Regions from separate parts of the Homo sapiens genome. Here region 2 is linked to region 1. Evidence: chromatin contacts called from ENCODE Hi-C or POLR2A ChIA-PET data. All regions are on one chromosome and are shown on one strand. The core of a region is the stretch at or near the end of the contact, and the rest is flanking DNA. Distances in the headings are between cores, read along the strand shown. Region 1 overlaps IGF2BP2 (insulin like growth factor 2 mRNA binding protein 2). Region 2 overlaps IGF2BP2 (insulin like growth factor 2 mRNA binding protein 2).

The links. Hi-C counts contacts between places; a loop is a spot of excess contacts on that map. ChIA-PET counts read pairs that join two places held with the same protein, here RNA polymerase II (POLR2A). Pooled maps may share reads with other maps.
Region 2: a loop to region 1 is called in a map of CD4-positive, alpha-beta T cell, with 14 times the contacts of the local background. The contact joins two enhancer-like sites. A Hi-C loop is called at or near these places in 3 of 168 maps with a recorded cell type or tissue (CD4-positive, alpha-beta T cell, HepG2 and posterior vena cava) and 2 of 50 pooled maps. POLR2A ChIA-PET finds 5 or more read pairs at or near these places in 10 of 52 experiments (BJ, GM10248, GM12878 and 6 more).

What each region holds. Positions count from the first base shown.
Region 1 is chr3:185,714,318-185,720,863 of GRCh38, forward strand. All of the region lies in intron 2 of IGF2BP2 (insulin like growth factor 2 mRNA binding protein 2), which reads right to left. IGF2BP2-AS1 (IGF2BP2 antisense RNA 1) reads left to right here. Exons shown (of 8, transcript NR_126326.1): 2 at 2,124-2,267. Among named protein-coding and RNA genes, the nearest start is that of IGF2BP2-AS1, 4.3 kb to the left of the region's middle. Within about 2 kb of position 3,079, at least 6 of the 41 ENCODE cell types and tissues checked have a DNase peak (open chromatin) inside an H3K27ac peak, as active enhancers do.
Region 2 is chr3:185,756,512-185,763,057 of GRCh38, forward strand. All of the region lies in intron 2 of IGF2BP2 (insulin like growth factor 2 mRNA binding protein 2), which reads right to left. Among named protein-coding and RNA genes, the nearest start is that of MIR548AQ, 8.1 kb to the right of the region's middle. Within about 2 kb of position 2,545, at least 5 of the 41 ENCODE cell types and tissues checked have a DNase peak (open chromatin) inside an H3K27ac peak, as active enhancers do.

The sequences.
Region 1 (6,546 bases), core at 1,829-4,328:
CTAATCTTTTGCTGTTTCCAAAAAGTAAGTAAATGCTGCAATGAATATCTATTCATCTATCATCTAGCTATCCATCCATCCATCCATCTCACTTTGCACGTGTGAGCATATCTTGGAAGATAAACTCCTAGAAGTGAAATCCTAAAAGTGGAACAGTTATTGGGCTGTGCATTTGTAACATCAACACACAGTGCAATGCTGATTTCCCCATGTATCTGAAACATGGGAGCTGAAAACATGGAGCTATCAAACTTTTGATTTCTGCCCATCCATAGGTGAAAAATACTATCTTGTTTGCATTTTAATTACAAATGAGGGTGATCATTTTTCATATATTAAAGAACCTATGGTTAGGTGCAGTGGCTCACACCTCTAATCCCAGCACTTTGGGAGGCCAAGTCGAGAGGATTGCTTGAGCCCAGAAGTTTGAGCCCAGCCTAGGCAACGTAGCAAGACTCCATCCCTATCAAAAAGCAAAGCAACCAACCTATCCCATCCCATTCACTCTGGGAAACTTCACAGAATTCTTCCTTGCTTTTTCTCAGTATTCAGGCAGGTGACTATTGGCTTTCTTAATTTCATTTCACTTATTCCACAGACCCTTACCAAGCATTTACTATGTTAGATACCAGAAAGACAGCATGAACCACCTGCTCCCAACCAGGAGGCTAGTGGGCAGGGAGTGCACCTCACATGCCGCACTGCCAAGGGACAAGCCTGCACCATGATGGAGGGTGCCTGAGGGGCAAGACAGACAGGAGGGGAAACCTGGCAAGGAACCAGGGGGAGGCAACACCTTAGCAACGCTCTGAGGAATGGAAGGCAGAATACGCCAATGGGAAAAGTGAGAGCATAGAGGGGTCGGGAAAGATATTCTAAGGGAATGAGGCACACAAAGGCATGGCAGCCAGAACAGGAATTTGAGGAATCTCAAGTCCTCTGATTTGAGAGGAGCAGAGAATGCTTCCAAGGAAAGGCAAGAGAGCAGGCTGGACAGGCTGGCAAGAACCCATGGCAAAGACTTCCTATTTCCTGAGTTAAACCACGAGGGTGATAAACCTTTCACCAAGACTCAGACACGAATCATCACGCCCCACACAGAGTCAGTACACGCCAGGTAAACACCGGGAGGCAGGTAAGCACAGCCAGCAGCACTAACTTTCTTCTCAGAAGATATTTTCTTCTTATTGACTTTTCATCCTCAGAAAAGAGAACTCTACAGCTCTGAAATGTGCGGTGCAAGTGTAATTCGACCCTGTTCTGTGGCTGTCTATATCCCACCATCAGGACAGTCTTCTGATGATACGTCATTTCTTTTTTTCTTTCTTTCTTTCTTTTTTTTTGAGATGGAGTTTCATTCTTGTTGCCCAGGCTGGAGTGCAATGGCATGGTCTCGGCTCACTGCAACCTCCACCTTCCAGGTTCAAGAGATTCCCCTGCCTTAACCTCCCAAGTAGCTGGGATTACCAGCACCCGTCACCACACCCAGCTAATTTTTTTGTATTTTTAGTAGAGACGGGGTTTTGCCATGTTGGCCAGGCTGGTCTTGAACTCCTGACCTCAGGTGATCCACCTGCCTCAGCCTCCCAAAGTGCTGGGATTATAGCTGTGAGCCACCACGCCCAGCCTGATTCCTCACTTCTTTTTGACATGTGGCTGCCAGGTCCACTTAACCAACAAATTAAATGCCTCTTTATCTCAAAATAAAAGCATCTCCACAATTACTATTCTAATACTCTTCTGTTTTTAACAGGTATTTAGCACACTTCTTGAAAGCATAACAAATAGATCCATTAAATATATTAGGAATGTTTTAGGTTAGTAGAGGGTATGATTGAATAACATGATTAAAAAAAAAAACACCAGAACTTTTATTTTTTTAGTACACACGAATAAGGCCTCCATCAAAGTAATGCTCTTAGAAAAGTATTTACTTATTCCGACAATGATTCCTCTGCCCAGCATATTTTTGGAATTCTTTTAATGATATTTTCTGCAGCATTTATCCAATAAACACTGACGTAACTGATTTGCCTTTTGGTCTACAATACAATCTTATAAATATGCTCTGTGTTAAAACAGAATATCCCTCTTTTCTTTCCCCTCCCTCTTTCCATATTCAGCAGAAACAAAGAAAATCTCAGAGGTCTCTTCTTATGTCTCTGCTAACAATAAAAAGAACAGCTTTTGGGGAAGTGGGCTGCTTTATCCTGTAGCCCTCCTCAGATGCCAAGACTGCTGGGCTGGCCACCAGACTCACGTCCTCAGTAAGGAATTTACCTCCTACTTTTCTTCGGGGGCAGGTAGGGAAGCACAGCACCAGCCCTCAGCTGTCTTGGGCTCCCTGATCTGGTTAAGGAGAGTGTATTTACTCAGGGCCATGGTGGTGCATGGAGGAAGCCAACCCTGTCAGCGCTGGCTGGTCATCAGAATGGAAGTGGGAGGACATCCTTCATTTCCAGGTCATGCCTGGTTAACATTTCACCTTAACTGAGGGGCCAAAGAGAGGCTACGCAGCCTGGATCAGAGCTCCGACAGCCCTTACCTGGTGGCTTGTTCGTGGAATTTATCACATCCTGTTGTAACGCTCTGTTTACATCTCTGCTGCCCAGCCAGACTCCGCCTTCTGTGATTTTCTCATCCCACCACCCAGTACTGTACATGCTCAATGGATGACTATAAACAAGTGAACAGACAGCAGGAGTGGCTGCCCTTATGCCCATGGAACTGGGCCTCTCAATTCAGCTCATGTTGGTCATTTCAGATCATCTGAATGTAAAGGGTCCTCTCTGTCTCTGACCAGGCTTCTTGCAGGCCTTTGGCAGCCGTGGAGCTCTGAGAGAGACTGGTTTCCTGAGGGCTGGGCACCCCGGTCTATTTATTGGGAGGCCACAAACAGAAAGAGTGGGCATCAGGACCAACGGGCACATGGCCACCACCCAGATACGTGACTCTGGCATGTATTTCACTTCTCTGGGGCCAGATGGCCTCTTCCTAAGATTCTCCTCAGTGCTGAGAGTTCTTCAGTCCTGCCTGCTGACTTCCCTCCAGGACAGAACAGATGCCTCTTCCTCCCATAGATATGATGCAAGAACTGAGCTGTCCAAGCAAAAAAAAACCTTTGAAGGAAGAATTTCTGTGCTGTGAGTGGTTTACTCTGAGAATAGGACTCAAGTTTTAGAAATCTTTGTTCAATGTCAGAGATAGAGCGACTGTAATCTGTGAGCCAAGAAAAAAGGTTTGTAAAGGCTAGAAGAAAAGAAGCCCATGGCTAAGAACTTGTAAAAACATCTACAGCAAACAAGAGTTCCAAGAGAAAGACTGTGAAACAGCAGGCCCACAGGAGCTGGAGAGCGAGCTTTGAAACGATACAAAATTAATTGTCTAAGGGGCAAATAAATGGTGCAGTACACAAATGCAGGAGGTGACACAAACGCACCTGGATTCAACAGAGGACAAGTAGACACATCTATGTCCCAGGCTGCACTAATGAGGAAAGTCCACCAGGTGGGAAGTAGGTACCACTGAGAGTTTATAAGGCTAAAAACCCCAGTCTTGGGATGCGGAGAAGGAGGGAAGGAAGTGAGAATGAACAGGAATGGCATATTCTGTTCACTTCACTGACAGCTTTGCACTGTGCATTCCCAGCTGGGCATGTCCCAGACATGATCTCTTGCATGGGCTGTACTAACGAACATCAAATATTCAGGCTGGCAACCAGTTACATGAACCGGTGTCAGGAGTGCACATTAATAGGCATCTGACTAGGGCAGGGCTGGGCAAACTACGGCCCCTGCGCTACATCCAGCCTAAAGCCTGTTTCTGTAAATAAAGTTTTATCAAAACACCCAATTTGTTTCCCTATTGTACACAGCTTTTTTCATGCTGCATTGGCAGCGCTGGGTAGTTGTGACACAAACCATATGGGCCACAGGGCCTAATATATCTGTAATCTGGCCCTGTACAGAAAAAATGTGCTGAACCTTGGACTAGTGGGGCAGATAGTGAAGCTGAGAAGATTAAGACCAAGGGAGTAGTGGGATGTGGTTCCAGGGCTAAAGCAGTAACTCTATCAGAAAGCAAGTCAGGCTCGGGGGCGGTGGCTCGCGCCTGTAATTCCAGCACTTTGGGAGGCCGAGGCGGGCAGATCACGAGGTCAGGAGATTGAGACCATCGTGGCTAACATAGTGAAATCCTCTCTACTAAAAATACAAAAAATTAGCCAGGCGTGGTGGCACGTGCCTATGGTCTCAGCTACTCAGGAGGCTGAGGCAGGAGAATCGCTTGAACCCAGGAGGTGGAGGTTGTGGTGAGCTGAGATCACACCACCGCACTCCAGCCTGGACAACAGAGCGAGACTCTGTCTCAAAAAAAAAAAAAAAAAAAAAAAAGAAAGTCAGAAACTCCCTCCTGGAACTGGCAGATGGGTAGGGTTAAATCTGAGTGGAAAATGGAAGCAGGGAAGAGCAAAGCCACGATCAAAACCTGAGAAACTGAGAGGATGAACACAGCGCAGAAGTGACACCAAGGTAAGATCCTGTATCTTTTGGAGTCAAGAACCACCATTTTGATGGGCTATTCTGGGCTTCCCAGACCTTCCCAAGAAGCTGCTCCTTACAGCTTACAGGACCACATTCTTGGGAAGCCACAGACCCAAATCATGCCTTGCCAGGTGTTATTCAGTGTGGACCGCGGTAGGACTATGATGGTCAGAGATGACCTTGGGTGGGGAGAGGAAGCAGACAGAGGAAGAAACAGACTGTGTTTGGACAAGAGAAAATAGGGTACATCTAATGGAGAGACAGATGAATACTAAGTGGGGATAACTGCAGAGGCCTTATTTAATAAGGTGAAGAGTTTGCACTGATACAGTAGGCTATGGGAGATCACTGCAGGGATTTGCACAGGGCAGTCATTTGTGATTCCAGTTATTTGTGAGATAAGGATAGTGGGGCATGACAAAGCTCTACAAAACTGTAAGACACTGCATATCTTTGATGAACAGTAGTATGAAAGACAAAACAGATTGGATTTGCTAGAATAAAGGTGCTAACAAGATGGCTGTCACTAGCAATCTGCTGCAGCAACAGGCTCAAACACCCCTACGCAGAGCTCTTCCTTCATGTGCTTCATCTTATTTGCATGAACATTCCTAGGAGTTAAGCAGAAAAAAGGCAGGGATGAGCTTGGAAAATGACCAGGAGTGTTGACTGGGGAGTGAATATTGGAGTACAGGCTGGGTGTGGTGGCTCACGCCCGTAATCCCAGCACTTTGGGAGGCCGAGGCAGGTGGATCACCTGAGGTCAGGAGTTCCAGACCAGCCTGGCCAACGTGGCGAAACCCTGTCTCTACTAAAAGTACAAAAATTAGCTGGACGTGGTGGTGCACACCTGTAATCTCAGCTTCTTGGAAGGCTGAGGCAAGAGAATCACTTGAACCTGGGAGGTGGAGGTTGCAGTGAGCCGAGATCACGCCACTGCACTCCAGCCTGGGTGACAGAGCGAGACTCTGTCTCAAAAAAGAAAGGAAGGAAGGAAAGGAAGGAAAGGAAGGAAGGAAGAAAAGTTGGAGTATAAAGAAGTGAGCCTTGATAGAAACAAACTCAAATGAGAAAAGCAAGCCACACTGAATCCAAGGGCCATGAATAAATACAAACTCAAACTCTGGTGTGGAAACAGCTGCAGATGTACAATTGTGACTGTCCCTTCTAAAGTGAAATCCCCCGGAAAGTGGGAAAATATTCTCCCCCAGGCAACCTTCCATCAACAAGGAGCTTGTGGGCACTGAGCGTAAAGCAGTGCATTGAACCTGTGCCCTGCCTTCCAGGAGTCTTCAGTCTCTGGCCGTGGTCTATAAGAAAGGGCTACCAGCTAAGTGAGAGCACTAGAATAACAGATATATCCAGTGCTATGCTGGTAAATATTTAAAAAACGGCTCTTGCAGGGGGAGATAAAGCAATCTGTAGTTTTTGCCAATTTCTGTGGTGTAAATACTCTCACCAAAGCCTATTTATTTTATTTAATTAATTAATTAATTTATTTTTTAGATGGAGTGTTGCTCTTGCTGCCCAGGCTGGAGTGTAATGGTGCGATCTCGACTCACCACAACTGCGCCCGGCCCCTTTGGGAGCCACCGCGCCCGGCCCCCAAAGCCTATTTAAAGCTACTAACATGATATCACCAAAACGGAAATTGGAAAGGATGCACACAATTGGCTCTGGTGAGCCAGGGGAGCCCTCTAGCACAGCACTGGAAATGAAGCTTGTTGCTTGTAGCAGCTCTTAACTGGATGTTGGTCTGTTGTGATATCTAAGGACACTGACAGGCCACTACGAAGGCATGCTGCTGAACCCACTCCACTCACCCAGTTATTCAGAGGCAGATCTTACAGCTGACATTCTTCAAAGAAGAACCTCAGCTTCAGGCTTTGGAAGAAACTCATTTTGCAGATTAGGAAACTGAGGTCCAGAGCTGTTCTCCTTGAGCTGCATGTGAGGGCTGGTGTCATTATGCTTTACATAATCAGTAAGAAATTCTGAAACCAGA
Region 2 (6,546 bases), core at 1,295-3,794, 42 kb after region 1:
TTTCTCCCATCTGCCTCTTTTTTTTTGGCTTCCTCAACCAATATCCTAGTTCAGGCTCTTATTACCCAACACCTAAACATATCTATAAGCTCTTAACTGGCCTCCCATACACATCAATCCATTCCATCTATGGCCACGTGTTTTGATAATCTTTCTCTGCTGATCAGAAACTCAGGAGGTGGCCGGGCGTGGTGGCTCATGCCTGTAATCCGACACTTTAGAAGGCTGAGGTGGGAAGATTGCTTGAGTCCAGGAGTTTGAGACCAGTTTGGGAAACACAGCAAAACTCCATCTCTACAAAATTAAAACAAAAATTAGCCAGGCATGGTGGTGAGCATCTGTAGTCTTAGCTAGTCTAGAGACTGAGGTGGGAAGGTGAGCCCAGGAGTTTGAAGTTTACTAATCTATGATCACACCACTGAACTCCAGTCTAGGCAACAGAGTGAGATCCTGTCTCTAAATAAATAAATAAAAGAAACTCAGGAGACTACAGAATAAAATCTTAATGTGTTCTTCCAACACTCACGATACTCCATGGTTCTAGCCGTATCTCTATCCTAGCAAAAGTGGTCTTTTCTACTCCTGGGACACATTATGCACACTTGTGTTTCCAAATTACCCTTGAAACCTTTTCCTGCACTTTGAATCACCTTCCAACTCTTCTCCTCTTCCTTGAATTCTATTTATACCTGAGTGTTCAGCTCAAATCCAACCTCTTCTACAAAGCCATCAGAAAAGCTACTAAGCACTTGCCTCTGCATTCTCATTCATTCAAAAAGTATTTACCTACTAACTTCCTATGATGTGCAAGGCACCAAGTTAGTTGCTGAGTAGAAAATGGTGAAAAAAACTCCACACAAACAGGGTTGTTGTTTTTATATTTTCCTTTCTCCATGAGTCATATCTGTACCAATTAAGTATAGCCCTTGGAGAGACTATATCTCATACTTTTTTTTTTTTTTTTTTTTTTTGAGACAGAGTTTTGCTCTGTCACCCAGCCTGGAGTGCAGTGGCACGATCATGGCTCACTGCAGCCCTGACTTCCCGGGTTCAGGTGATTTTTCCCACTTTATCCTCCCAAGTAGCTGGACTACAGGTGTGTGCCACCACTTCTGGCTAATTTTTGTATTTTTTGTAGAGATGGGGTTTCGCCATGTTGCCCAGGCTGGTCTCAAACTCCTAGCCTTAAATGATCCACCCATGGTCTCTCGAAGTGCCGAGATTACAGATATAAGCCACTGTACCTAGCCTATAGCTCATGTATTTTTAAAAAATCTTTCAAAGCTCCACTCCTAGTATAGTGCCAGGCACATAGCAAATGCTCAGTAAATGATTGCTGATTGATTTCTGATTGGTGGTTACAGATCCAGTCTATCCACACACATACCTCTGACCTGCCCGTGACAACAGCTATTTATATAGCCAAGTCAACTGGCTCATATCTGAAGAGACTAACCTTTATTAACACTATGCTCCAAAATCAACTGGGCCAACTGGCCACCTGACCAAGAACAATAATTGTCTTTTTCATAGAGAATGTGCCAGTTTGCCTTAGGCACTGAGAGCACTTTGTGAAACTCTGATCACAACAGGACAAGGTGTACTTCTGAATGGCAACAGGAGATGATATAGGCAGTCTCTGCCTTCATACGTTCATGCAACAAAACATGGGTACTGTCAAAGAGTCCCACTCAATTAATGCCTTAGAGACTTATAACCATCTCATCTCATATAGCCTTAGGAGGTATGCAAAATGCCTGTCAAGCATCCAAAGTGTATATCAATTAAGCAAATATTTACCAAACACCAAGAAGAGACAACACCCAAGAGAAAGCACAGGCTTCGGAACTAAGAAAACCTGGGTCTGACTGCTGGATTTAGCACTAGTTATGTGGAGAGACGTCTGATCTTGCTCAGCTTTGGTTTCCTTCTCTGTAAAACAAGGACAGGACCACCTACCTCACAGGGTTTGCTTTGAGGATTAAATGAGATAATGCATGTAAAGTACATGGCACGGAGTAGATGTTCAGTAAGTGGTAAGCTGTTGCTATTGCTGAAGGAGAAGGTAAACAGGCAGTAGTGATATCTGTAATGTTGGGCACTGTGTTAGCACTGCTGCATATCCAGCAAGACAATCTCAAGGCAGACCTTTCGGGAGAGAGAAAAATAAGAGAGGGAGACATAAAACTATCTTATGCCTTAGAACACGTATCTATCACTAAAGGCTAGGTAATGTGGAAACTCAGATGTTTCACTGACATCATAAGCAACATTATCCCAAAGCATTTAAATACAATACTCATCTCCAACCACCCTCGTGTCATGGTCACTTGTTGCTTTCAGCAATTCAAACTGCTTGGGGTGATAGAGCTCCACGGTAGGAGATTTAACTGCAGTCCTTTACCTTGAGATAAACAGCTTGTAAACTCCTAGAAGGCCACTACTGCTTTTAAAACCAATGTTTGTTCTTTAGGTAAGGTAATGCTGAGAATCCAAAACCAGTGTAAGAATTCAGCTCCCATGCAGGCCACTGTGAGGGGGACACACCTAGTAGACACACAAATGTTTGCTGAACACAAGAATGAGTTTCAGTTACAATGGAACTCTGTATCCAATGTAATATAACACCTGGGATACCAATGCAATACATGTTACTATGAATAAGAGTGCCAGTCTTCACAATCAGAGAAGGAAATGGAGCAAATACAAATGCCCAGTTTCCATCTCTCCTGAGAACAAAGAGAAACGGAAAAAAAGTATTGAACCAGAAGCTGGCATTCACTCTCAAACATGTACTACTGTCTGCTCTACCCATTTCTGTCCAGTCTTAAAGGTGTATGTGCATAGATTAGTTGAATGTGTTTCAAGTTCATAAAGGAAGTCAAGGAAAAATGCCATTCTTTAGCACCTTGCTAAAATATATAGCCTCTGTAAGATGACACTAAATGTAAGTATTCAGCACTCACATCTTACTGAAGAGAAAGGAGAATCAGGAGAAAATGAACTGTAAAGGGCGAAACTACGCTTAAGAGGTAAGAGTCCAGCATTCTCTGCCTTTCTGTTAAGAGTGGCAACCATCCCTTCCACAGCCCCATGCAGCAGTATCTGAGAAGCACACGGAAGGCTGAAAAAGCTGTGGATGACCTTACTAGAATTTCATGCTTACTTATACATGTGACTTAGAGCCAGCACCCAGGCTTCCAATCTCTCAGAAGTCGCCCATAAATCAGCCAATGAGACAAGTGCTGCAAATAGCATAATTTCTCATGAGCAAGGACTCTGGCTATGTTGCTAGATCTTTCTGTAGTTAACAGCGAAAGATAATATCCATTTTAACATTTTATTATGAAGATTTTGAACTTACACAAAAGTAGACAGATGTGATGAACCCGGCTTTAACAGTTACCAACATATGACAAATTTTGTTTCATCTATACCATACCCACTGGATTATTTTAAACTGAAACCCAGGTATCATAGTATTTTATTTATAAATACTTCAGTATATAAAAGATAAGGATTTTTTTAAAAATCACAATACCATTACCAAACATTAACAATGAAAAGCCATTTCCTTATACTAGCAAATATGTCCTTACAATGTTCAAATGTCCCCAATTGTCTTATAATCCCATCCTCTTTTTACAGTTAGCCAATAACTGAATGTTCACAATGGAAAGAAACTTAGGGACTGCACATTTCAGTTTCTACCCACTATGACCCAAACTCCCTCACAGCAGTGCCTCGGTTATGACACGTCCCCTGAGAAGTGTGCATTTTGTGGAAGACAAGAATATTAGACTCATCAGTTTTTTTTTCCCTTCAGTATGTTACTCTCTTTTGTAATTGCATACTTAAGATTTTTTAACAGCTTTATTGAGATGTAATTCACATCACAAAACTCACCCATTTAAAGTGTACAGTTCAATGATTTCTAGCATATTCACAAAGCTGTGCAGTGATCCCCACTATTTAACTTCTGAACATTTCTATTAACCCAAAAAGAAACTCTGTACCCATGAGCAGTCTCTCCCTCACCAGCCTCGCCCCTTCCCGGCCCCTGGCAACCACCAGCTGGCTTTCTGCCTCTGTGGATTTTGCCTTTCCGGACATTCTTACTCCACTCTCACACTGTGTAAACTTGTTTGGGGGTCTGTCCTCCAACCCCCAGGTAAGGCAGTAACTTTCCTGGGAGATACGAGGAATATCTGGCCGGCATTCATGGAGTAAGATTCCCTAGCAGGCTCTCCTGGCTCCTCCCTAATCTGGGAGCAGAGGATCAGCTGTTTCTTTTTGCTATGGCTGTTAGAGAGTTCAGGCTTAAACTTGCTGCCCAACTTTAATAACTGTGTAGCATATTATCACATACATTTCTCTCACCAAATTTCCCTCTGTCCTCACTTTAGTATTCAACCTTAATTTTCCTTTTGTTTTGTTCATTTGCATTTTTCTTATATTTTCTTATACTTCAAATATTTTGTACTTAAATACTTTTTTTTGAGGGGGGGAACCAGTAAAGAATGAATGCATAACATTTATCTTCAGACATTCTGGTACTATCTTATCATGTCTTAAAGCCCAGGAAAATATCATTTGATTATGATTATTTCTGATGATGGACACCTAGGCTGATATTCCCAAAAACATGGTGTTAGGCTCCAACGAAAGGATACAGAAGAAAAAGAAATGCCTCAAAGACGACTTGGGTGAGGATGTGTGAAATTTACTCCTGTACACACAAAAAAAGAGGTGTATGTGTGGGGCAGGATCAGTGAAGGAAATGTTAGTGATTCAGCTTTAGTTTAGAGAACTAAACGTAACAGACTTGATGGTCAGGGGAAATAAACAAAAGGAAGAAAACAGACATGGAAGGTATCACTCCGGGGCCCTGGGCTGATGCCTCCATTAATATTACTGCATTCACTGTGAAGTGTACGTGTCAGCATCAGAGAACAAGAACTACGGCTTCACTGCCAGGAGTGTGAAGAACCATCCCCATCCCAAGTGCTATTTAAGACATTTTACTGGGGGTACTGGTTGCTTTACTCTTGCCAAAAGAAAAATATCCTGTAAGGAGAAACATTAAAACCCAAGCTTTCTCCAGGAAAGACCTCACAGGCAGAGGATATTAATTCCTCCCCTGATAGAGTTCAACAAAACTCTTCCTGCACCCCGGAATGCAATGATTAATCAACTAATCTGGACCCAAGCTTTGTTTATATGTTCCAACCCTAAACATTAATTGAAATATTTCCATTGCAACAAAAACACTTTGGTTAGGATTTAAACACCACTGCATAACAACATGCAAGTGTGCTTCAGAACGTGAAAGCACAATTTAGCAAAATAACAGTCCCTGCATTCGATCCAAGGGGGCACGGAGTGAAAAACGTGTTATTCTAGGGTCCGTGGTTACTTGACAGCTAGACCAAGGGACACGAATTTCCTTTCCCATGTGATAAACTGCTGTAGATATTCTACCATGCTTTGTACTATTAGAAAAGCTTGCATAAAATTTTTTGCTTGTTAGTATTTGTTTTGTTAGTGTTGGGTGGTGTGGGTGTTAGGTTTTAGCATGTGAAAAAGAGACCCAAGGCCAGATGCGGTGGCTCACGCCTGTAATCCCAGCACTTTGGGAGGCCGATATGGGCAGATCACCTGAGGTCAAGAGTTCGAGAGCAGCCTGGCCAACATGGTGAAACCCTGTCTCTACTAAAAGAAAAATACAAAAATTAGCCAGGCACGGTGGCTCACACCTGTAATCCTAGCACTTCCGGAGGCCAAGACAAGTGGATCACCTGAGGTCAGGAGTTCGAGACCAGCCTGGCCAACATGGTGAAACCCAGGCTTTACTTAAAAAAAAAAAAAAAAAAAAGCCGGGTGTGGTGGCAGGCGCCTGTAGTCCCAACTACTCAGGAGGCTGAGGCAGGAGAATCGCTTGAACCTAGGAGGTGGAGGTTGCAGTGAGACAAGATCATGCCACTGCACTCCAGCCTGGGTGACAGAGGGAAGCTCGGTCTCAAAAAAAAAAAAAAAGAAAAGAAAAAGAAAAAGAGACACAAATTTGGGAAATACCATGTTTGAGAGACAGTGTGTTTTGATAGTATTTGAATACAGGTCAAATCCCTTGAAGAAGCTTAGATATAATAATAGAGGTGAATGCAATAATAGAGCTTATACTGGCTGCAGTCTACTTCAGTTACTGCTCTAGGAAGAAGCAGCCTTCAAGAGGGGAGAAAAGTCTGGGCAATTGAAGAGGCACAGATGAGTTTCTTAATAATAGCAAATGGATGAATTTTATCCAAGTGCTTTAAAGTACATTTAACACAGAACAATCTGCAGCAGCTATTCTCACCCCCACCAAAACCTCCCTTCCTCAAGATGAACCAATCTCCTGGTTTTTTCAACAATATGAGAAGAGCAAAATACTTACTTTTTATTTGTTAAGAAGGTTTATCTGCCTAGAATGTGATTCTCAAGCCTGGATACAGGGGATCCCAAAACAGGGATTCATTAGAATCACCTGTATAGATGTTTTTTTGTTTT